2 separate regions of the Homo sapiens genome follow, and region 2 is linked to region 1. A link is a loop called in an ENCODE intact Hi-C map of the cell type or tissue named here. Cell type or tissue: adrenal gland. All regions are shown on one strand. Each heading gives the region's core, and the rest is flanking DNA. Links, peaks and the distances in the headings are about the cores only. Region 1 overlaps SPIRE2 (spire type actin nucleation factor 2). Region 2 overlaps ZNF276 (zinc finger protein 276).

The links. A loop is a pair of places that touch in the nucleus more often than their neighbours do. Peaks named below come from ENCODE experiments on the same cell type or tissue, not always from the same donor. Only the 100,000 strongest peaks of a DNase experiment are listed, where the experiment ranks them.
Region 2: a loop joins it to region 1, with 2.3 times the contacts of the local background. A loop is called at or near these places in 53 of 110 quality-filtered maps.

The regions. Positions count from the first base shown.
Region 1 is chr16:89,851,222-89,867,750 of GRCh38, reverse strand. SPIRE2 (spire type actin nucleation factor 2) reads right to left here. Exons shown (of 15, transcript NM_032451.2): 4 at 13,385-13,465; 5 at 13,100-13,264; 6 at 12,065-12,151; 7 at 11,515-11,638; 8 at 9,244-9,413; 9 at 8,397-8,586; 10 at 6,956-7,068; 11 at 4,141-4,275; 12 at 3,890-3,957. Among named protein-coding and RNA genes, the nearest start is that of TCF25, 14 kb to the left of the region's middle. RefSeq lists enhancers at 3,262-3,351, 3,412-3,491, 6,594-6,683, 12,794-13,294, 13,295-13,795. In adrenal gland, for the core only: a CTCF peak has its summit at 6,748 (motif pointing right); DNase peaks (open chromatin) are centred at 3,943 and 6,740; H3K4me3 peaks cover 699 bases; H3K27ac peaks cover 1,188 bases.
Region 2 is chr16:89,739,347-89,747,346 of GRCh38, reverse strand. ZNF276 (zinc finger protein 276) reads right to left here. Exons shown (of 11, transcript NM_001113525.2): 11 at 6,422-8,000. It overlaps FANCA (FA complementation group A), which reads left to right. Exons shown (of 43, transcript NM_000135.4): 34 at 457-516; 35 at 659-763; 36 at 2,276-2,388; 37 at 4,409-4,547; 38 at 6,481-6,543; 39 at 7,248-7,353; 40 at 7,794-7,869. Among named protein-coding and RNA genes, the nearest start is that of ZNF276, 22 kb to the right of the region's middle. RefSeq lists enhancers at 477-646, 3,043-3,212, 3,709-3,878, 5,843-6,012, 6,128-6,297 and 1 more and a silencer at 5,509-5,709. In adrenal gland, for the core only: no CTCF peak of the experiment used is centred there; a DNase peak (open chromatin) is centred at 4,203.

The DNA.
Region 1 (16,529 bases), core at 3,513-11,512:
GAGTTGGGCGTGGCAGCAGGCACCTGTAATCACAGCTACTTGGGGGGCTGAGATAGGAGAATGGCATGAACCTGGGAAGTGGAGGTTGCAGTGAGCTGAGATCACGCCACTGCACTCCAGCCTGGGGGACTGAGCGAAACTCTGTCTCAAAAAAAAAAAAAAATGGTGGTAAAAGTCCCTCTTAAGCAGATTTTTGTTTCTGAACCAAGGCATGATGGGTCTTTCTGAACCAAGCCATGATGGGTCACATACTTTTGGAAAGTTTAAAAACAAAAACCTACAAGGGTCTTTAAAAACTGCACACTGTCGGCCAGGCGCGATGCCTCACGCCTGTAATCCCAGCACTTTGGGAGGCCAAGGCAGGTGGATCACGAGGTCAGGTGTTCAACATCGGCCTGGCCAAGATGGTGAAACCCCGTCTCTACTAAAAATACAAAAAATTAGCCGGGCATGGTGGCGGGCACCTGTAATCCCAGCTACTCGGGAGGCTGAGGCAGAGAATTGCTTGAACCCAGGAGGCGGAAGTTGCAGTGAGCCGAGATCATGGCACTGCACCGCAGCCTGGGTGACAGAGAGAGACTCTGTCTCAAAAAAAACAAAAAGCAAACAACAACAACAACAAAAAACAAAAAAAAAACTTGCACACTGTCTTGGAAAGACATCTAAGATTCCTTCTAAGAAGACGTGTAGACATTGGTGTGTACCTGACACTACTCACCATAAAAGCACCATGGAAGCTAGAGGGGCCTCAACTGAGATGCTCAGTTTTAAACAGTGATTCAATTTTGTTTTAATTCCCATATCTGATTTCAAAAATAAATACCTTCTTATAAAAAATTCAAGGCTGGGCGCGGTGGCTCAAGCCTGTAATCCCAGCACTTTGGGAGACCGAGATGGGCAGATCACGAGGTCAGGAGATCGAGACCATCCTGGCTAACATGGTGAAACCCCGTCTCTACTAGAAATGCAAACAAATTAGCCAGGCCTGGTGGCGGGCACCTGTAGTTCCAGCTACTCGGGAGGCTGAGGCAGGAGAATGGCGTGAACCCGGGAGGTGGAGCTTGCAGTGAGCCGAGATTGTGCCACTGCACTCCAGCCTGGGTGACAGAGTGAGATTCCATCTCAAAAAAGAAAAAAGAAAAAAAAAAAAATTCAAGGCTGGGCGTGGTGGCTCACCGCTGTAATCCCAGCACTTTGGGAGGCCAAGGTGGGCGATCACCTGAGGTCGGGAGTTGGAGATCAACCTGACCAACATGGAGAAACCCCATCTCTACTAAAAATACGAAATTAGCAAGTGTGGTGGCACATGCCTGTAATGCCAGCTACTCAGGAGGCTGAGGCAGGAGAATCACTTGAACCTGGGAGGCAGAGGTTGCAGTGAGCTGAGATCGCGGCATTGCACTTCCGACTGGGCAACAAGAGTGAAACTCTATCTCAAAAAAATAAAAAAAAAAAATTCAAACATGAGAGAATTAAAATGTAGACACCACATGCTCAGAAGTGATCCCTGCTAGTAATGGTTTCCATCCTCCAGGCTTTTCCAAGCATATATCAACAGAAATATACATAATTTTACAGATAAAATTAGGTGATTTTTTTTTCCCAGACAGGTCTTGCTCTGTCACCCAGGCTGGAGTGCAGTGACACCGTCATAGCTCACTGCAGCCTTGACCTCCTTGGCTCAAGTGATCCTCCCACCTCAGCCTCCCAAAGTGCTGGGATTATAGGCATGAGCTACCATATCCACCATATCCAGCCTTACCTTTTTTTTTTTTTTTTTTTTTTGAGACAGTCTCCCTCTGTTGCCCAGTCTGGAGTGCAGTGGCGCGATCTCGGCTCACTGCACCCTCCACCTCACAGGTTCAAGCAGTTCTCCTGCCTCAGCCTCCCGAGTAGCTGGGACTACAGGCACCCGCCACCACGCCCAGCTAATTTTTTGTATTTTTAGTAGAGACAGGGTTTCATCGTGTTAGCCAGGATGGTCTCGATCTCCCGACCTCGTGATCTGCCAGCGTTGGCCTCCCAAAGTGCTGGGATCAAGGTGTGAGCCACCGCGCCCGGCCCAGCCTTACTTTTTTATTCAGTCTGGGAAATTCTAACTTTTACTTGGGTCGTGTGGATGACTTACAGTTAATGTGATGCGAGATACAGTTGTGTTTAAGGCTGTCATTTGCTATTTGTTTTGTTTTTGACTCATTTGTTTGTTCTCCTTCTTTTCCTACCTTTTTTTGGATTAATTACTGTTTATGGTCCCATCTTATCTCCTTTGTTGGCTTATTAGCTGTAACTGTTTTATTTTAGTGGTTGCTTTAGGACTTATGGTATACATCTTTAACTTATCACAGTCTACCTTTAAGTAATATTTGTATAGCGTGTATAATACCTTACTATACCTTATCATAGTGATTCACCTTACCATAGTGAACCTTAAAATAGTATACTTCTGGCCAGGCGCGGTGGCTTACGCCTGTAATCCCAACACTTTGGGAGGCAGAGGTGGGCAGATCCTGAGGTCAGGGGATCGAGACCATCCTGGCTAACATGGTGAAACCCCATCTCTACTAAAAATACAAAAAATTAGCTGGGAGTGGTAGCAGGTGCCTGTAGACCCAGCTACTCGGGAAGCTGAGGCAGGAGAATGGTGGGAACTCAGGAGGCGGAGCTTACAGTGAGCCAAGATCGTGCCACTGCACTCCAGCCTGGGCGCCAGAGCGAGACTCCTTCTCAAAAAAAAAAAAAAAAAAAAGGAAAAAAAGTATACTTCCAATTTTCCCCTCTCCCTGACCTTCATGCTAACTGCTGTTATCAACACTACTTACACACGTGTTACAAAACCCACAATACATTGTAATTAATTTTGTCTTGTTTTTTGCATGCCACACATTTTATCTTGCTGAGTACTGGTTTGTTTTTTTGTTGATGTTTAAAAAATTCTTATTCTTGAGCTTTGTTCTCAGAATCAGTTAAGATACTTGTGAACAGTTTGATCCTTTCAGGTCTTGCTTTTATGATGTATCAGTCAGGCCTAGAGCAACAATCACTTTGGGCTACTTACTCCACGTTAGTGAGGCGAGTCCTTTGTGTGCATTCCAGTTAGTGCCCTGTGAATTATGACATTTCTGCCTGTGGCCGGTGGAAACCGATGTTACTCATTCCTGCCCCTGAGCACCGTCCCTTCAGATCTTTAGAACAAGGGAAGGTAAATTTTTTGTGTAAAGGGCCAGAGAATAAACCTTTTAGGCGTGGCTGAGCGAGTAATAAATGGGTGTGGCTGTGTCCAGTGAGATTTTACTTGCAAAACAGGCCGAGGACCAGATTTGGCCCGTGGCTATAGTCTGCCAATCTCTGCTTTAGGATAAATGTTCTGCAGCCTTCAGTCATTTCCTTCAGAGAGGGGGACCTTCTCTGAGGCTTTCTCGGCGCAGCCCTCTCCTCTGGAGTTCTACACGGCGGACTCGAGCTGCTGTGGTCTCCCTGGATTCTCAGCCTGACCTCCTCCATCTGGGGAGTCCGGCAGCTGTGGCTCATGACCTAGAAACTCTCCAGGCAATGACTGTGGTGATGGCAGGCTTGCCCCGTTGTGTTTCCTTTTTGTTGCCTGCTGTCTTGAAAACCATTGTTTCACATCCTGTTTGTTCTTGGCTGTGGAAGATGCCTATTACCCCATCTTGGCTGAAACTGGGAGTTGCTTAGCTATTTAAATTTAATTTAATTTAAATACAATTTAAAATTTAACTCCTCATTCGTACTAACCATATCTTGTGGACTCATCAGCCATCGAACATGCTAGAACATTCCTGGAATCACAGGAAGTTCTGTGGGCGGTACTGCCCCGAGGTTTCTCGCCTCCTCCTTCCCTTGTGAACTGACAGCTAAAGGGAAGGCTCACCTCTTGCAGAAGAGACAGCTGGGCGGCCACGAGAACAGCGGGAACTTGGCCCGGCAGCAGCAGCAAATCTGTCAGGAGAGACTGGTTAGAGCCCCGCTTTGTCCAAAGCTCCCTGGGGTCCCGCCCTGTCCCTGCTACCCCCTCAGGGCTCCCAACCAGATCATGAGCAAACAGTCCTGGGAACTGGCCCTCTCGGCACCCGCCCCTGACCCAGCGGGCAAGAGCGTAGCCCCACGTCTAGGCAGCCTCACCTTCCCCTTCTTCAGACTGCTGAAGAGCTCCTTGTTCTGCAAAAACTTTTCCATCTCGGCCTTCACCAGCACACGGCGCACGTCCATCACCTCTTCCACAGTCAGCGCCAGGCTCTCCACGGGGTGGCTGAACTCCTAGGGGACGGCCTCAGGTAGGAAGTCTTCTATGCAGGAGGCTCCCCTAGCTTACTCTCCTTCCCTGAGGACCCTAACCCTCCCTGGCCTCAGCCTAAACAAGCCTGCGACCTTCTAAAACGCTGTCCATCAGCCATCTTGTCCATCAGCCATCCATCCCCATGTCTTTGATGGGCCCTGCTGCTGCAGGCCAGGCCTCCCATGACCAGCGGACCCTGCCGGCCAGCCCAGCCTTCACTGGCCACGCTCCACACAAACTCCCCTCAGCCCATGTCTGTTCAAGGTGTCCCTGCCTGCAAACACACCATGGGCTGATCCACACCAGCCAGAATCCATCTCAAACCTTCCCTCCCTGAGCAGCTGATGTCCTCTTTTCTGGAAGGTCCAGGACCCTCCAACAGGCCACCTCAGCTTGCATCTGCCCATCTGCGCTCAGCACACCTCCCGTGTCCTGGCCACTGATTCCTGGGGCCACCTTATGTTGAGTGTGTCCTGTTTTTGCTTCCCTGTGCTTGGCATAGAACTTGACACCTGATCTCTCTAAGCCTCAGTTTTCTCTTCTGTAAAATGGGGCTGGATTTCAGCTCCATCGAGATGATTCAGTTAAAGCCCTTAAACACACTGCCAGCACAGCGTTCGCAGTGTCGGTCATCACTGCCAAGGCAGGTGGGCACCATCTATGAAGGTGCCACAGAGATGGAGTTGGACCATGTTTTCTGCTTTGGATTTGCAGTGGGTTGTCCTGTCTAAAGCTGTGAACACACGCTCCTGGCATTGGGGGGAGCGGGGCCCTTGCATTCCTTCCTTCCTCTGACCTGAGGCACCCAGGGCTTTAGGCTTCTGTTGCCAGTTGCCTGATGGTGCCGTTTCCATCTGAACAATTCACCTCAGGTGCCACAGGTGTGACGCCAACAACGTCCGTGGCCAGGAGACCTCACGCCAGGTACAGAGAAGGGCCGCCTGCTCCCCAGGTGAGGCTGTGAGCCCAGGGCAGATGGAAGGCCAGGTTCTGTGGTGCTCAGTAGCCCCCCTTCAGAAAGCACTTCTGAGACTTCAGAGCTAAAGAACCACTCATGTGACCTGTGGTCATCTTAAATGTGTCCTCTAATTCCTTAAGAAGTGGGCCTTGGCCGGGTGCGGTGGCTCACGCCTGTGATCCCAGCACTTTGGGAGGCCGAAGAGGGCGGATGACGAGGTCAGGTCCCAGCACTTTGGGAGGCCGAAGAGGGCGGATGATGAGGTCAGGAGATCGAAACCATCCTGGCTAACACGATGAAACCCCGTCTCTACTAAAAATACAAAAAATTAGCCGGGTGCGGTGGTGGGCGCCTGTAGTCCCAGCTACTCGGGAGGCTGAGGCAGGAGAATGGCATGAACCCGGGAGGCGGAGCTTGCAGTGAGCCGAGATGGCGCCACTGCACTCCAGCCTGGGCGACAGAGCCAGACTCTTGTCTCAAAAAAAAAAAAAAAAAGAAGTGGGCCTTAATTCTCTCCCTCCCCTTGAGAATAGGCTGGACTTAGTGACTCATTCCTAGTGAGTTGGGACAATGTGGCACTGCTGGACTTGGTCATAAATACTCAGTGGCTTTCACTGCGCTCACTCTTGAACCACGTGCTCTGGGGGACGCCAGCCACCACGCTGTGGGGATCCCCAAGCAGCCCGAGAGAGGCCTACACAGCAAGGGACTCACGCCTCCTGCTCACAGCTGGGTGAAGACGCCACTTCAGACGGCTCCTCCAGCCCCGATTTGACCCTTCAGTCGAGATCAGGCCCCACTGCCATCCTAACTGCAGCCTCACGAAAGACCCTGAGCCATGGCCACACAGCTAAGACACTGCCGGAGTCCCAACCCTCAGAAACTGTGAGATAATATATATTTGTTATTTTAAGATGCTGCATTTTGAGGTAACTTTTGATGCAGTGATATATAGCTAATCCTAGGCTAACGGGGCAAGCCCTGCCTTCGGTGGGATACGACCTAGGCTAACAGGGCAGGCCCTGCGTTTCGGTGGGGATACGCACAGTGCCTTGCATTTATATAAGGCTCATAGTTCTCAAAGCATTTTAACATCTGTTCTCATCTGAGCCGCTGGATAAAACCTCAAATAGTGACAGCAACCACACCGTTCACATCCCTCCAACACCTGCATGCTGCCACCGTGGCCCACGGGCCGCACACTCCCCTTACCTCAGTTGATTAAATCCTGCACCAGAACTCAGGTCCACGTGGGCCTCAAGATGTCAGCAAAGGTGAGCTCTTCACAATTACAGGTCAGATAAGAAACCGAGGGCAGAGGGGCTGAGCAGTACCGTGGCGGCGTCACGGCCAGAGTCAAGGTCTCGACCCAGTGAACCCCCCTCACACTGACCTCCAGGCACAGGGCACGCAGGTTCACCGTCTGCCCTAACCCCACACTGAACCCTTCAATTAGGGACCAGGCTCCGGGGCCGCAGTGCAGTGCGGTTCGGCCCCAGCAGGCGGCAGCAGAGACCACGGCCCCAGACCAGCAGCTCCACCACTGGTGCCCCATGTTCAGACCGCGCCCCCCCAGACGGACGCTCAGGCCACACCCCCCAGACAGGTGCTCAGACCCATCTCCCAGACCTGGCTGGCGGCGGGAAGGTGGGTGCAAAGACGCCCCCTGGGCCGCCCTGGACGACAATCGCACCCTCACTCACCAGCCACAGGTGTTTGGCATCGGGGGTCATGGAGGCCTCGGGTCTGTCCCCCGAGGAGCCCCGGTTGCTGAGTAGGGGGTGGCTGGGGTCAGAGACACTCGCGGGACAGGTACCTGGGGGAGAGCAGAGGCTCCATCAGGACTGCCTGGCAGGAGCTGTGGTAAAGAGGACTGTGCCCAGGGGATGATAGAGATGGTGGAGGGCTCCAGGGGAACCAAGCAAAAGGTCAAGGGGAGAAGCGGCCGGGCAGTAGCTACACGGGCAGTTCTAGCACTTAGGAGGCCGAGGCGGGTGGAACCTTGAGCCTAGGAGCTTGAGACCACCCTGGGCAACGTAGCGAGACCCTCAGCTCTATAGAAAAATATAAAAGTTAGGCAGGCATCGTGAAACATGTCGGTAGTCCTAGCTACTCAGGAGGCTGAGGCGGGAGGATTGCTTGAGCCCAGGAGGCCAAGGCTGCAGTGAGCTATAATGGTACCTCTGCACTCCAGCCTGGGCAGCAGAGCAAGACCTTGTCTCAAAAAGAAGAAAAAAGCGAAGAGGGTGGCTCCAACATTAGGACATTCATCGGGGCCCATGTGGTATAGAGGGTCCACAGGACCCCGGAAGGGCCCCCGTGTCTGAGCCCCAGAATGAGCTGGCATGGGCAGTCCCACAGCAGCAGTGAGCCAGACCCTCCTCCTGCAGTCCACACCTCACACTGGAGCTGGGGTCGACCTCCCTCCCTCCACCAACTCCCAGAGGCTGAGGCACAGCTCCAGGTGGGGGAGGCCGAGGTTAAGTAAGTGTGAGGTTTGGAACTGGCCTGGCCTGGACCTCTTAACACTGGGAAGGGGCTGTAAGCACCAAACACGATTGTCCCGAGACTCTGGCCCCACAGGCAGACAAGGAGGCCTGGCCGTGCCTGCTGGGATGTGGTGGTGGGGAGACAAGAACCCTGAGTCGCGAGGGCTCTCCGTAAAGTTCAGCCCTCACGGTGGTAGGACCAGCCCTGCACAGCCAGCAAGAATCGTTCTGTGCTCAGCAGCGCGAAAAGGAGTCGAAGGAATCACGGCTCAGGTTCCAGAGCCATGTGCTGCGAGCCCAGCCGGCTCCCCACGGACACACGGCTCCCTTCCCAGAGGACTAGAAGGGTCTATCACTCATCTAGTTAGCTATCTTTCTATATCCCAAAGTTAATTATGTCTAGGTAATAGAATCATGAGAATTCTTTTTAAATATTAAAAAATATTTTTATAATAAATATGCATTACTTAGTAAGTTTTCAAGTTAAACAAAAGGAGATGCCTGCCTGAGGTGGTGCCGTCTTGCAGGCACGAGCTCCCTGGGTCCCTGGGAGCTGCCTGCTCAGGAAGATGTGGGCTGAGGTGGAGGGATGGTGCCCACAGGATGGATCGGGGTGGGGGCGAAGGAGGGTACGGGGGTGAGAAGCAGCACTTGCCCTGGTCTCGGGAGCCGGGCCTCCACACATGCGCACTGCCAGCTCGGGGCCGTGGTGGCTCCGTCCCTCCTGGGGGGTGGGTGGCCGACTGCAGGCCAGAGGCCACCTCACTTCGGAGCTGGGCCAGGTCATGCTCTGAGAAGGAGCGGTCCCGTTTCAGCGTCACCTCCCCACACGGAGACTCTTCTTCCTGTGGACACACCAGACGCGGCCCTGCCCTGACAATGCCCGCCAGTGCCTCCTGCCCATGCCTGGAATGAAGCAGAGGACCCAGGGGTGCCGCAGGGTCTGCTGCGATGTGGGGCAGCCTCCACCCACTTCCCAGCCTGCCCGCCTCTGGACAGTTCGTGGCAAGCACCCGAGTAACCAAGCCCTTCCCCAGGCCTTCCGGAAAGGGACAGGTCTAGTGTCAGACGGAGGCAGAGCCCTCTGGGATGGCCCCCAACAAGGCCATCACCAGCCCTTCCTGTGAAGAGAGGAGCGTCCCATTCACAGGGCAGCCAGGGTGGGCAGGGAGCCTCGCTGGGTCCACCTTTTCACATCAACTAGCCAGGGGCTCAGTTTCCGGGGCCTGGGACAGCGAGGCACTTCCGCTGTCAGCCTTCCATCGTCTGTGGGAGGAGGCAGCCCAGGCCCTCTCCCAGTCACCCTTCTGAGCGGCCAAGATGGCAGGGTCCCCGATCCCCACAGGCCTCCTCCTACGGCAGGATGTCAGTTTCAAGGGAGGGCTCCTGGACAGGAGACACCGCAATTGCTGCTGCCCCCGGCTTAGCTTAGCCCTTCTCACTTCCTTGGCCCCCATCCTCCCATTCCTGGTCTCTTTTCAGGAATCCCCATGGGTTCTGACCTCAGATGTATTCATCTCTTCCATTTCAGCCAAGGTAGGCGCCTTGAGCAGCACGCGGGGCCGCGGGCGCTGGGCGCTGCCCCCAGCATCTGTGACTGACAGGTTGATGCAGGAGGTGGACTTGGCATCTCCGGAGCAGGCGTTGAGGATGCAGGGCAGAGAGCCAAACCCTGGGGAGACGGGAGCCGAGGCAGGACGGGCCAGTGAACGGGGAGACAGCAGGCAGGAGCTGACAGCTTTGTGTGCACCAGCTGGCTTAATTCCCTGACTTTGCAGAAGGGGAAACTGAGGGCTAGCCAGCCATTTAAAAAAATGAGGAACTAGGCCGGGCGCGGTGGCTCACGCCTGTAATCCCAGCACTTTGGGAGGCCAAGGCGGGTGGATCACGAGGTCAGGAGATCGAGACCATCCTGGCTAACATGGTGAAACCCTGTCTCTACTAAAAAATACAAAAAAAATTAGCCAGGCGTGGTGGCACGCGCCTGTAGTCCCAGCTACTCGGGAAGCTAAGGCAGGAGAATGGCGTGAACCCAGGAGGTAGAGCTTGCAGTGAGCCGAGATCACGCCACTGCACTCCAGCCTGGACAACAGAGCGAGACTCTGTCTCAAAAAAAAAAAAAAAAAAAGAAGAAGAACTAGGCTGGGTGCGGTGGCTCACGCCTGTAATCCCTGCACTTTGGGAGGCTGATGCGGGTGGATCACCTGAGGTCAAGAGTTTGAGACCAGCCTGACCAACATGGAGAAACCCCGTCTCTACTAAAAATACAAAATTAGCTGGGTGTGGTGGCGCGTGCCTGTAATCCCAGCTACCCGGGAGGCTGAGGCAGGAGAATCGCTTGAACCCAGGAGGTGGAGGTTGCAGTGAGCTGAGATAGCGCCACTGCACTCCAGCCTGGGCAAAAAGGGCGAAACTCCATCTCAAAAAAAAAAAAGGAAAAGAAAAGAAAAACATTTTAAAAATTTGCTTTTATTCTATTTTCTTCTAAATGCTGAAATATGTCATACTATTGTAAACTATGTAGAGTGGCAAATACAGGTGAAGACCAGGACAATAGGGTATAAGATCATGTTAGGCAGGGAATGGTGGCTCACACCCATAATCCCAGCACTTCGGGAAGCTGAGGCAGAAGGATCACTTGAGCCCACGAGTTCAACACCAGCCTGGGCAACAGAGTGAGACCCTGTCTCTACAAAAAACACAAAAATTAGCCGGGCGTGGTGGTGCATGCCTGTCATCACACTACTCGAGAGGCTGAGGTGGGAGGATTGCTTGAGCCTGAGAGGTTGAGGCTGCAGTGAACTATAATGGTGCCACTGCACTACAGCCGGGGTGACAGAGTGATACCCTATCTCAAAAAAAAAAAAAAAAAAGATATAGGAAATTCCAATGGCCTTGTAAAGTTTTTAATGAGAGGCATAAAAAGTGATTTTTTTTTTTTTTTGAAACGAGGTCTCACTCTGTCACCCAGTCTAGAGGGCAGTGGTGCAATCATGGGTCACTTCGGCATCAACTTCTCAGGTTCAAGCAATCCTCCCACCTCAGCCCCTGGAGCACCTGGGATTACAGCCATGTGCCACCACACCTGGCTAATTTTTCTTTGAAATTTTTGGCAGAGATGAGGTCTCACTATATTGCCCAGGCTGGTCTCGATCTCCTGGGCTCAAGTGATCCTCCCGCCTCAGCATCCCAAAATGCTGGGATTACAAGGCATGAGCTACTGAGCCCAGCCTCATCATTTTTTATTTTTGGCCAGGTGCAGTGGTTCACACCTGTAATGCCAGCATTTTGGGAGGCCAAGGCAGGCAGATCACTTGAGCCCAGGAGTTTGTGTCCAGTCTGGCCAATATGGTGAAACCCCGTCTCTACTAAAACTACAAAAAAAAAAAAAAAAAAAATTAGCCAGGCGTGGTGGCACGTGCCTGTAATCCCAGCTGCCCAGGAAGCTGAGGCATGAGCATCACTTGAACCCGGGGGGCGGAGGTTGCAGTGAGCCGAGGTCGCTCCACTGCACTCCATCCTGGGCGACAGAGCAAGACTCCATCTCAAACAAATATATATATATATAATTTTAATTTAATTTAAATTTTTTATCCCCAAGTAATCTGAGTTTCAAAAGCCTGTGTGCCTCAAAAATTAAGATGTTCTGTGTCTTCCATGGGTTCAGGCGCCCTCAGGGAGACGCCACCTTCCAATGTGCAACCTGACCAGGGGAATGGGGGAACCCCAGCCGGGGGCTCAGGGCTCTCTTCTCCTGCCATCCCCTCACTCACCGCGGGCAGCCCAGCCCTCGCCCCGCACCGGGCGCAGCCTCCGCTCCTGCTTGATCTCCTCCAGGATCTTCTCATGCAGGGACCTTTGCTTTGGTGGCAACGGGCGCAGCCGCCTCTCAGAGACCTGCGGTGGGGAAGCGAGACCTGCGGTGGGGAAGCAGGACCTGCGGTGGGGAAGCGGGACCTGCGGTGGGGAAGCGGGACCTGTGGTGGGGAAGTGACCATGACACGGGCCCACTCTGGAGTCGGAAGAGCCTGCCAGGCCCACCCGGAGGGAGTGCTGCTCCCAGGGGGCTCTGGGCTCCGCATGCACCTGGGGTGGGGTGGGCATGGCTCACATGGCCCCTTCCCAGAAAAAGGGCCCAGGGCCACACAGCCCCGGGCTGGCACACAGGCAAGAGGAAGCCAGCCCGCCTCACCCGTGACGCAGACGCACTGGGACACCTCCCAGGCTGGCCACAGGAAGACGTGCTGGGACACCTCCCAGGCTGGCTACAGGACAGCACCAGGCCCCGGGCGGCCCCTGAGGAGGAGGAGGCTGGGGCAGCACCTGCTTCAGTGGAGGCCGTGAGCGGATAAAGTCCAGGATGAGCTCGTGAGCGTCCTTCTTCACCCGGGGCGGGATGTCCCCATCCACCTGCGGGGAGGACGGCTGATCTGAGGCCCTGCAGGGACCATCCACTAGTGCAGGGCGACTGGGAGAGGCCTGCTCAGCCCAAGGACAGCCTGGTCTTCGCACCTACCCGCCCTCCCACTCTTTGCTCGCAGGGACCCAGCTGCTTCCCTGGTAAACGCACGGCAGATCCACAGGCCATGCTCTGGGCGGCCACAGCATCCATGGTCTGACGCGTCCCCACCTGGCTGCCCCAGCCTCTAGCACCTGGGACTCATCTGGAGGTGGGGTGGGGTGGCACACACCTCACAGGGGCATCATAAGAACCATGCCGGCGCCTCCTAAGGGCTCCATGAGTTTTGTTACGGCAAAAATATCCTACAGCCAGGCCAGGCAGGTGGCTCACATCTGTAATCCTGGCACTTTGGGAGGCCGAGGTGGGCAGATCACAAGGTCAGGAGATCGAGACCATCGTGGCTAACACAGTGAAACCCCATCTCTACTAAAAATACAAAAAATTAGCCAGGCGTGGTGGCGGGCGCCTGTAGTCCCAGCTACTTGGGAGGCTAAGGCAGGAGAATCGCTTGAACCCAGGAGGTGGAGCTTGCAGTGAGCCAAGGTCGCACCATTGCCCTCCAGCCTGGGCGACAGAGCGAGACTCCGTCTCAAAAAAGAAAAAAAAAATCCTACAGCCTTGGCTCTTGTGGCCTCCAGGGGCCATTCCTGGACCTCCAGAACCTTCCACACTTCCTTTCCCTGCCTGGTCACTGTCCCTGAAGTGATATCAAGCTGTGGGAATTGGGACCACATCTCCCTAATCCATATTTTATGACCCAGTACCCAGCACAGAGAGCAGGGACCCTGGGCCGCTCTCTGGGGTGGGCTGCCCAACATCCAGGCTGCTCATCTGCGTCCGCCCCGCTCACCACGACCTCTGCATCCAGGCTGCCCCTCTGCGTCTGCCCCGCTCACCATGACCTTGCGCAGCTTGTAGTTCCGGGCCCGGATGTCCTGCATCAGCATCTCGAAGGGCGTGAGCTGGAACTCGGTGGGGAGGGGGTTGAACTCCTGCTCTTGCACCTTCTTCAGCTTCACTCCGCGGCGGAGCTCCCGCATGAGCTGAACCCACAGTCGGGCCTGGGCCCCAGGGGAAGAGAATGGGTCTCAGCCCCAGGTGAAGCTCCACGGCCCCCCAGGCAGAGACCCTTGGCAGGCTGGGCCGCGTCAGTGGCCCGGTCAGGTGGGAGTGAGCCTTACCCAGTCTGTGTGACCCAGGCTGTCCAGCTCTGCCCGAGGCGTCTCCAGATGCGGCTCGTCCTCCCGAAGCTTCTGCAGCATCTGTGACCACACGTGCTCGTCAGTCCAGGGGAGGTACGAGAATGGCAGATGCAAGACGGGCCCCGTCCGTCAGGGACACGACCACGTCACGGGGGCTCCACTCGACCAGCCGGAAAAGAGACAGCTGGGCATTTTGGCCCAGGCCATAGGACTCGAAAAGGTATCTGGGGAAACCGAGCCATCGCCACAGGCGGCGGACACAGGTGTGGAGACTCCACTCAGTCCACACAGCATTTCCTCAGGTGGGCCATGCACCCTGCCACCCCCGAGTCCCCGCAGCTGCTCTAGGTCCCAGCCAGGCCTTTACGCTGAGCTGCTTCTCTGAGTAGCGTCTGGGGCTCAGCGCAGTGTGGCACAGGCCAGTCTTTGTGCATGGCTTGGGTGAATGGATACGTGGTGGACAGGTGGATGGGAGGGTGGATGAGCTGCTGCCTGGCAAGTCCAGGGAAACAGACATGGGTATGTACTTTGTGAACTGGGGAAGGTGCCAACACTGTGGTGAGGGCCTGTTTGGGAAGCGCTCTGTGCTGAGAACTTGGGAAGAAGGCGCGGCACCTGCTGCCTCCGTCACGCACGATCTCGGTGGCACGCAGCCTCTGCTGTCACGAAGTCCCAACTCTAGAGAAGCACCTACCCTTTGGCACAGCCCCCACAACCAAGGCAGAACCGGTCACCCTGGCTTCGGCCCCAGGTACCCGCCACACTGCTTTGGGACACTCCCTGGGCAGCGTGAGGTGTGTGTCTGCCCACAGGCCTCATGTATGCCAGCCCAGGGCAAAGGGCACAGAGGGTGGCACTCCTGTCCTTCCGGGAACACCTGTACCTGTTCCTGAGCAGGCCGCTCCTGGCCAAAATGCCAACAGACACAGCTACACCCCATGGAGAGACCCTTCTCTCACTTGGTCCTACTACCAATTCCCCAAACTTCGCCTCAGTCAACTGCCTGCATACAGAGCCGTTTCCTCCTAAAGAAAGTGCTTTCTGGCCGGGAACAGTGGCTCATAGCTGTAACCCCAGCACTCTGGGAGGCCGAAGTGGGAGGATCACTTGAGCCCAAGAGTTTGAGACCAGCCTGGGCAACAGAGTAAGACTGTGTCTCTAAGAATGAAAGAGCTTTCACTGGGTAAGAAACTGATCTGAGCAGCAGAAAACAGCCTGATCAGAGACACAACAGCAGGAGGACCGTCTGCTAATTGTGGGGAACGTTAGAAGCATGTCCCAGGAGGCCAAGGGGGAGCTGAGAGAGAGGACGGAAGATGGGCCATGGGATCTTGAGGGTGAGAGGGAGGATGGAAGACGGGCCATGGGATCCGGGGGGTGAGAGGGAGGATGGAAGACGGGCCATGGGATGCGGGGGGTGAGAGGGAGGACGGAAGACGGGCCATGGGATCCGGGGGGTGAGAGGGAGGACGGAAGAGGGGCCATGGGATGCGGGGGGTGAGAGGGAGGACGGAAGACGGGCCATGGGATCCGGGGGGTGAGAGGGAGGACGGAAGACGGGCCATGGGATCCGGGGGGTGAGAGGGAGGACGGAAGACGGGCCATGGGATCCGGGGGGTGAGAGGGAGGACGGAAGACGGATCATGGGATCCGGGGGGTGAGAGAGAAGACGGATGACGGGCCATGGGATCCGGGGGGTGAGAGGGAGGACGGAAGACGGGCCAGGGGATCTGGGGGGTGGAGGGAGGATGGAAGATGGGCCAGGGGATCCAGGGGGTGGGGAGAGGACGGAAGATGGGCCAGGGGATCCGGGGGGTGGAGGGAGGATGGAAGATGGGCCATGGGATCTGGGGGGTGGGGGGAGGATGGAAGATGGGCCATGGGATCTGGTGGGTGGGGAGAGGATGGAAGATGGGCCATGGGATCTGGGGGGTGGGGGGAGGATGGAAGATGGGCCATGGGATCTGGGGGGTGGGGGGAGGATGGAAGATGGGCCATGGAATATGGGGGGTGGGGGGAGGATGGAAGATGGGCCATGGGATCTGGTGGGTGGGGAGAGGATGGAAGATGGGCCATGGGATCTGGTGGGTGGGGGGAGGATGGAAGATGGGCCATGGGATCTGGGGGGTGGGGGGAGGATGGAAGATGGGCCATGGGATCTGGTGGGTGGGGAGAGGATGGAAGATGGGCCATGGGATCTGGGGGGTGGGGGGAGGATGGAAGATGGGCCATGGGATCTGGTGGGTGGGGGGAGGATGGAAGATGGGCCAGGGGATCTGGCGGGTTGGGGGAGGATGGAAGATGGGCCAGGGGATCTGGGGGGTGGGGGGAGAGCCGTCCAACCTTGGCACACGCTTGGGCTGCAGATGAGGCCGAGCAGCTCAGGCTGCCACCCGGCGTCAAAACCACCTGCAAAGGCTCAGAGGGTTCGGGAAGCTGGCCAGGAACCTTCCTCGGTTAGAGGACAGGAGAGACACAGCACCATAAAGGGTCAGGGAGGAATGACAGACCAGCACTAGTTAACTTCGAAAACACCTTCTGCCACCGAGGCAAGAGGGAATCCCCTGCCTCTCCAAGGCCTGGCGTTCTCCTCCATGAGATGCTGACGGGATAAAAGGCAGAGCCCATGTGTGCAGAGACCCCACGACACAGAAACACATCAGCTCCCTTGGGGCAGCAGCCGTGCCCAGGGAGAGGCTGAGAGAGTCAGAGAGGGATGGTTGCTCCTAACTCTGAGTCCACGGAGAGATAGGAGGCCCAGGGGAGAGCTCCGGCTTGGGAGCCACGTCGGAGCCTAGCACTGCCCGACTCTTGCTTTGTGGCTTCGGGCAAGGGTCCCAGCCTTAGAGCCTGCACTTGCTCATCTGTCAAGTGACCCCTCCACCTGTAAGGGGCAGGAGAATGAGGCTGGGTTGTCACAGGCCCAGCAAGTGGGCTTTCTCACCGAACGGCCCGTCCCCACCCAAAGCTCCAAGCAAGTCGCTGAGCCTCCCTGTGGTTCCTGCGTATAGAGGGGGCCACCTTTGGCATCATATTTCAGAAGGAACCAGGGCCTGGAGAGGCTGGTGGGGAGGCAGGAGGAAGGGCGCTCTCTTGCAGATGTAAAAGTGGAGGAAGAGAGAAT
Region 2 (8,000 bases), core at 1-8,000, 120 kb after region 1:
CTTTGAATTCTTATGAATGGCTGTTTTTCAGAAAGCTCTCAGTTGGCACGTGACAGCCGACAGACAGGAAAACACCATAGACAGCACTTGGTTAGTGAAGGGACCAGAGGATGGTTGGCCCTTGGTATTAGTGTCGTCCTCACCACAGTTCTACGCTCCGGGTGCGTCCCCTTCCCTGCGGCTGCTTGTGCCTCCCTGGCTTCTTCCTGGAGCCTACAAGACTGTTTGGGCCAGAGCTGGTGGGCTGCAGGATCTGGCCGCCCAGGGAAGCCGTTAAGTTTCAGGACAGCACAGCCAGGGCGCCAGGCCCGGTCAGCCCAGGAGCACCATCCATGGTGGCCACGCCAAGCCTTAGCGAGTGTTTTTCTCAAAACTGAATCCACAGCAGCCACTCTGCATGTTGGTCTCGCCTCTCTTCCTGTGGGCTTTTCTTACCTGCCTTGAACTCTTTTGCAGAGAAACTTCTGCTCCCACGGAGGTGCCCTGACACAGGACATCACTGCCCACTTCTTCAGGGTGAGATGCTCCCTCAGCCCCTCTCGTGGCCTTCTCAGAACGCCGTGGGTGGATCCTCCTGTCAGCTTCCTGTGAGTTCCTTCACTCTACTAGTTGTGGGTCCTCACAAACCGCTGACCTCCTGCTGCGTTCTCTCCTGCAGGGCCTCCTGAACGCCTGTCTGCGGAGCAGAGACCCCTCCCTGATGGTCGACTTCATACTGGCCAAGTGCCAGACGAAATGCCCCTTAATTTTGACCTCTGCTCTGGTGGGTCAGCTGTCTTGTTTGGTGTTTTGTTTTGGGGATGAGTGGGAGACTCCACAGCTGCCTCTGGCATCTCTGCAGCACGTCTCCATCACGGGTGTTACCATCTCAGGGAAAATGCATCAGGAGACATGGAAGCCACAGTTAAAGATGCCAGCTCATAGCAGATGAGGGCCGCACATCCTGAGTTCCCAGAACCGTCCCTGCCCCCACCGCCGTCACCATGGCACCCGCAGGACTTCTCCCCTGTGGACCCCACTCAGACCCCACGGGCACCTTCATGTCCACAGGGGTGCAGGGCTTGTTTGTTCACGGTCTTGGGTTGTGCACTGGCTGGAGGCTGTACGGTGGCTGCCTGTGCCCCGTCACGAGAGCATGACTGTGGCCCACTTGCGCCTGACTATGCTTTCTTGGGACTTCGGAGCAGAGACTTCACCTCAGCTCCCGCCAGAGCTCAGCAGGCTCCCCTAGCAGCCCAGGGTCCCGAGAGTGGGAGGAGGGCAGCATTTCCCTCACTTCCCTGGCGGCTCACTTAGTCCTGAAGACCACAGCTGTCGCCCTTCCTTCTCGGTCATCAGGGACAGGAGGGCCTTTTTCTCCGCAGCACGGCATGTTCCCCAGGGAGCTCCCCAAGCAGGCTGCATTTGCACCGAGTTGTAGCTCAGTTGGTGGAATTCGTGAGAAATGAACTCTTCGGTGTTTAGAACGCCACCTCTCAGCTGAGGGCATCCAAGGACCAGGCATTCCCAGCTCAGGGCAGTGTGGTCTCTTCACTGTTTCGTTCCCAGCTCAGAGGAGTGTGGTCCCTTCACTGTTTCGTTCCCAGCTCAGGGCAGTGTGGTCCCTTCACTGTTTTGTTCCCAGCTCAGAGGAGTGTGGTCCCTTCACTGTTTTGTTCCCAGCTCAGGGCAGTGTGGTCCCTTCACTGTTTTGTTCCCAGCTCAGAGGAGTGTGGTCCCTTCACTGTTTCGTTCCCAGCTCAGGGCAGTGTGGTCCCTTCACTGTTTTGTTCCCAGCTCAGAGGAGTGTGGTCCCTTCACTGTTTCGTTCCCAGCTCAGGGCAGTGTGGTCCCTTCACTGTTTCGTTCCCAGCTCAGAGGAGTGTGGTCCCTTCACTGTTTTGTTCCCAGCTCAGAGGAGTGTGGTCCCTTCACTGTTTTGTTCCCAGCTCAGAGGAGTGTGGTCCCTTCACTGTTTCATTCCCAGCTCAGGGGACTGTGGTCCCTTCACTGTTTCGTTCCCAGCTCAGGGGAGTGTGGTCCCTTCACTGTTGCGTTAGGCCAGGCTCTTCCTTCTCCAAATTCCACGTCTTCCATGAGTGTGGGTAATAAATGCCTCATGGAACTGCTTTGAGCCTTAATTGACGTAAAAAATACTGGCTTTGGAGTTCCAGAGCGCAGGGCGAGTGTGGGCCTGTAGTGGCCTGTAGGAGCACTGGGGGCTTGTCATGGCTGGGGCAGCGGAGGTGTGTCCATCTCAGCCACCCTCATCTGTGTGCTGGTGCTCTCTCCATAGGTGTGGTGGCCGAGCCTGGAGCCTGTGCTGCTCTGCCGGTGGAGGAGACACTGCCAGAGCCCGCTGCCCCGGGAACTGCAGAAGCTACAAGAAGGCCGGCAGTTTGCCAGCGAGTACGTGTGGGTGGTGAGATGGGGTGTGCCCGCCCAGATGCACTTCGGGACCTGCTCAAGGTCATCTCCTAAACACCCTGGCTTGCTTGAGAGAAGCGGTGTGGGCAGCCTCTCGTGTGAGCAGGGAGAAAAGAACCGAGTTCTCGTGGTGGTGGGCGCCTGTAATCCCAACTACTGGGGAGGCCGAGGCAGGAGAATCAGTTGAACCCAGGAGGTGGAGTTTCCAGTGAGCCGAGATCACTCCAACGGCCAATAGAGCAAGACTCTGTCCAGAAAAAAAACAAAAAAAAAAACAGCCTCTGCCAGTGTCTCGTCTGAGTGAGGAACGGCCTCTCCCAGGCTCCCGTCTGAGTGAGGAGCTCGAGTGATTCCTTTGCACCTGCTCCCCTTCCTCTTAAATCTAATGTGGGCTCCTAGAGTGCACCGCGTGCTGGTAGGGTCAGTGTCATGGGGACCTCAGGGATGCAGATTCTCAGCCTACCCTGACCTGTCGACCCCAGTCAGATATTCACGGGTCCTTGCAAACCATCAAGCTCCTGGCGCAATCCAGGCTCACACACCCTTCTGAGGACCACAGAGCTGACAGCCACTCCACCTGCTGAATGTGGGTGCCGTGTTCTTAAGGGGTCGTCAGAGGGCACTGCTAGTACCCATCCTGCCTCCTTGGAGAACACCTTACTTTGTGACTAGTTTTGAATCACTGATGCCACACCGGGTCCCCTCAGGGTTTGGCTGCTCGCCGTCTGCTGAAAGAAGAGAAGAGGGCCCCGGCGCGGTGGCGCACACCTGTAATCCCAGCACTTTGGGAGGCCAAGGCAGGTGGATCACCTGAGGTCAGGAGTTTGAGACCAGCCTGGCCAACATGTGAAACAATCTCTACTGAAAATACAGAAATGAGCTGGGTGTGATAGTGTGCGCCTGTAGTCCCAGCTACTCAGGAGGCTGAGGCAGGAGAATTGCTTGAACCCAGGAGGTGGAGGTTGCAGTGAGCCGAGATCATGCCATTGTAGTCCAGCATGGGCAATGAGAGAGAAACTCCATCTCAAAAAAGGAGAAAGCAGGTCACACCTCCAGTTCTAATTCTACAAACACAGATCAGATTGTCTGAAGTTTTGTTTTTTGTTTTGTTTTGTTTGAGACAGAGTTTCACTCTTGTCACCCACCCTAGAGTGAGATGGCACGATCTCGGCTCACCATGACCTCCGCCTCCCAGGTTCAAGCGATCCTCCTGCCTCAGTCTCCTGAGTAGCTGGGATTACAGGCGTGAGCCACCATGCCTGGCTAATTTTGTATTTTTAGTAGAGACAGGGTTTCTCCACGTTGGTCAGGCTGGTCTCGAACTCCCGACCTCAGGTGATCTGCCTGCCTCAGCCTCCCAAAGTGCTGGGATTACAGGCGTGAACCACCACGCCCTGCCTCGTTTTTGTTTATTTGAGATTGAGTCTCACTGTGTTGCCCAGGCAGATCTCAAACTGCTGGGCTTAAGCGATCCTCCTGAAGTGCTATGATTGCAGATGTGAACCGTCATGCCCAGCTTATTTAAAGTCTCTTAAACCACAGCATTGTTTCATTAATTTCCTACCAATTTTTTAACCAGCCAGAAAACTCAGACACCACACTGGGGCCAGAGCCAGGCAGTCCTTTGTTCTCTGTTGTAGGAGGGAATGCCTGATCCACAGGGCCAGGCATGGGCAACTGAGGAAAATGAGGCCTCTTCTTCCAAAATGTAGGCAGCTGGGGCCCAAGAGCACAGGGCAAGGTAGACAGGACCAGGCCAGCTGCCTGCTCAGTCAGCAGCTCTCAGAACGCCAGGATGCTGTGGGGGCAGCACCAGCACCTGCCCACACTCTCACGTGGACCTGGGGGATGCAGACCTAGTTTCTGATGGTCCTGAAACCCTTCTCTGTCCTCTGATGGAAAGGCAGGCCCCAAAGGTGACAGGTGGGAATAAGGACTTGGTTTCTATGGCGTGGTTGTATGGTTGTAAGGCCCTGCAATGACCCCGTTCTCTCTGTCCCAGTTTCCTCTCCCCTGAGGCTGCCTCCCCAGCACCCAACCCGGACTGGCTCTCAGCTGCTGCACTGCACTTTGCGATTCAACAAGTCAGGGAAGAAAACATCAGGAAGCAGCTAAAGAAGCTGGACTGCGAGAGAGAGGAGGCAAGATAGGAAATTCTTTTACTGATTTATTTTCTCGCAAGCTTGGTTTCAATCAGTGCTATTTCTCTGGGCTTGTCTGATGAACTGTTTTTCTAAAGACAAATATGTGGCTTGGAGCAAGACTTTTTTTTTTTTTTTTTTTTTTTGTATTTTTAGTAGAGACGGGGTTTCACTGTGTTAGCCAGGATGGTCTCGATCTCCTGACCCCGTGATCCTCCCGCCTTGGCCTCCCAAAGTGCTGGGATTACAGGCGTGAGCCACCACGCCCAGCTGGCTTGGAGTAAGACTTTGACTATCAAGTTTACTAGTAAAAATAATAATTTCAGTTTTTTAAATGGTTGTATGTAGTTGAGACAGGGTCTCACTGTCGCCCAGGCTGGAGTGCAGTGGTGCAGTCAGCTCACTGCAGCCTCTTCTGGGCTCAAGCCATCCTCTTACCTCAGCCTCTGGAGTAGCTCAGACTACAGGTGTGTGCCACCATGCCCGGCTAATTTTGTAATTTTTTCTGAGATGGGGGTCTGTAGTCCAGGCATGGTGGCTCATGCCTGTAATCCCAACACTTAGGGAGGCCGAGGCAGGCGGATCACTTGGTGTCAGGAGTTTGAGACCAGCTTGGGCAACATGGTGAAACCCTGTCTCTACTAAAAACACAAAAATTAGTCGGGTGTGGTGGTGCGCACCTACAATCCCATAGCCTGTAAAGCTACTCAGGAGGCTGAGGCAGGAGGATCACTTGAACCCAGGGGGCAGAGGCTGCAGTGAGCCAAGATCACGCCACTGCCCTGCAGTCTGGGTGACAGAGCGAGACTTGTCTCAAAAAAAAAAAATTTGTTTAAAGTAAAAATTAAAAGAGATGGGGGTCTCACTGTGTTGCCCAGGCTTGAAGTGCGTTTCTTCAGCTTATTTTTATCCTCATCACAGCCCAGCGTAAATGCTGTCAGCCTTCAAGTGGTGCCTTCTGTGTTCATGCTGCAGTAGCCTTGATTCATGTGCTGAGGGACAGCCCCAGATAAGCTTGCAGTGAGACAGCTCAGACCTGGGGTGCTGGGGACAAGAGGCAGCAAGGATGGGACCGTCTGCAGCCATAGGCATAGGGAAAGGAGTGGGAGAGGCTGCTCTTGAATTCCAGGCCAGGGACCATGTTCGACTCAGACCCACTGCCCACCTGGTTGCTGCACCCTGGAAAGCCTGACTGCCCCCACAAGACCAGTGACACCCACACAGCTCTCTGTGCAGGGAGCCAAGGGTGGTGTGTGCAGAACAGGAACAGAAACAAGCATCCCACAAGAGAGCTGGAGGCAGCAGCCCTCTGTGCCCAGCCCGAGATCCGCAACGCATAGGTGCCATGTCAGCACACAACTTACACCAGCTCAAAGCTGGATCGACAGCAGCGCCCAGGGTTTTGGTGATTATAACCACCCTGCAGGGGTTCTTCTGAGTACGTCTTCAGGTTTCTTGTGTAGTTTTGTTAGAAGGGATTTTAGTGGCTCCAGGGCCTTAGGACCCTAGTGTGCAGCGAGGAGTGTCCACAGAGACCCTGCCCAGTCAGGCCCTACTTTAGGCTGGAGCCTGTGGGCTTATCTTCAAGGATTTTACAAACACTTCTGACAGGAGGCCTTGCAGGGAGATGATGCTGAGTTGGGACTGCGCACAGCCAAGGAGACCGCAGCAGTCTTCTCTTTCTGGCTCTTGTCACTTTTTCAAACTGTTTCTAGCTTTGTTTAAAGGCAAGTGTGAAATGACCCAGCCAGTAGTAATTAATTCTCAATTAAGCTGTCTCTCTAGAAGTGATTGGAAAGTTTTCTAAGATCCACTTAAAGGATTTATGGCCTAGATGTAAAAAATTTCAATTAAAGAGGAATGTGTCAGCCTTATTTAGAATGACAGCACAGGTAATTTTAATGTAATAATAAGTGCACGTTTTTATTTACAGCTATTGGTTTTCCTTTTCTTCTTCTCCTTGATGGGCCTGCTGTCGTCACATCTGACCTCAAATGTAAGTCAGACCTTACCAGCCAAGGTGTCCTCTCCCACTGTGGGCCAGGCAGGGGCACCAGGCAGCCAGCTTCCAAGTCAGGGTTTCCAGACTAGCTCAGGAGCTCCTTGTGTTTGCGGAAGTGTGAGTGAGAACTCCCAGGCCGTGGGTTTTTTTTTTTTTTTTTTGAGATGGGGGTCTCACTCTGTCACCCAGGCTGGAGTGCAGTGGTGTGATCTCAGCTCACTGCAACCTCAGCCTCCTGGGTTCAAGCAATTCTCCTGCATCAGCCTCCCGAGTAGCTGGGATTACAGGCGTGAGTCTGTCACACCCGGCTAATTTTTGTATTTTTAGTAGAGACGGGGTTTCACCATATTGCCAGGCTGGTCTTGAACTGGCCTCAGTGATCCGCCGACCTCGGCCTCCCAAAGTGTTGGGATTACAGGCATGAGCCACTGCATCCGGCCTGTGGGCCTTTCTTTTAATGTCTTATTTGAGGACGTGGTGCAGCAGCCTTGGTGTGGGTGCTCGAAGTCCCTGGCCTCCTACCTGAGCCTCTTCTGTCCAGAGGCCCAGTATTACCTTCTATAGGTAAAACTGTCACCAGTTTTAAGACTTACAATAAGCAAAGAGGAAATGCCCTCTTCTGTGCTGAGGGCTGTACCCTCCTACCCATGGGAGCACCAGGTCGGCCATTCTCAGGGTTGGTCTCCTGCGGTTTACAGAGCACCACAGACCTGCCAAAGGCTTTCCACGTTTGTGCAGCAATCCTCGAGTGTTTAGAGAAGAGGAAGATATCCTGGCTGGCACTCTTTCAGTTGACAGAGAGTGGTAAGAAACACGCTGCTGAGGCACAAATGCGGAGGGCCGCTCTTTTCAGAGGCATCTTGCAAATGGTTAAGAACGAGCCCTCCTTGAGGTTCCTTGCTAAGTAAGTTTATAAGCTCCATTTTAGTTGGGACAGATTAAGCACAAACTTGTTTAAAGCAATAAGATAATTTACTGGCTCACTGGTCAACCCCAGGACCAATGGGCCTATCATGGGGACTGCCTCTCTCTGCACCACACCCACCCTCCTGCAAGAGGTCGACCCCCCCATCCTCTCCCAGCTGCTGACAGGTACCTGGGTATCCTCAGCTCAGGCTGTTCGCCCCACACTATCCCCACAGCCAGGCCTCCCAGGGTACACGTCCCGACCCCCAGGGGTGTCCCCAGCACTGATAATAGGCAGAGATGTCCAGAGTTGCCTGAGCCACTTCTTGGTGTTGCAGACCTCAGGCTGGGGCGGCTCCTCCTCCGTGTGGCCCCGGATCAGCACACCAGGCTGCTGCCTTTCGCTTTTTACAGGTACCTCCACCCACAGGGCTGGTCAGGGCTGGGCAGTGTTTCCCAGACCCCCATCTCAGCACCTCTGGGTCCCGCCAGATGGGAAGGGTTGTCTGTGCCTCTGCTCCACAGATGAGCAGTATCCCTTGGCA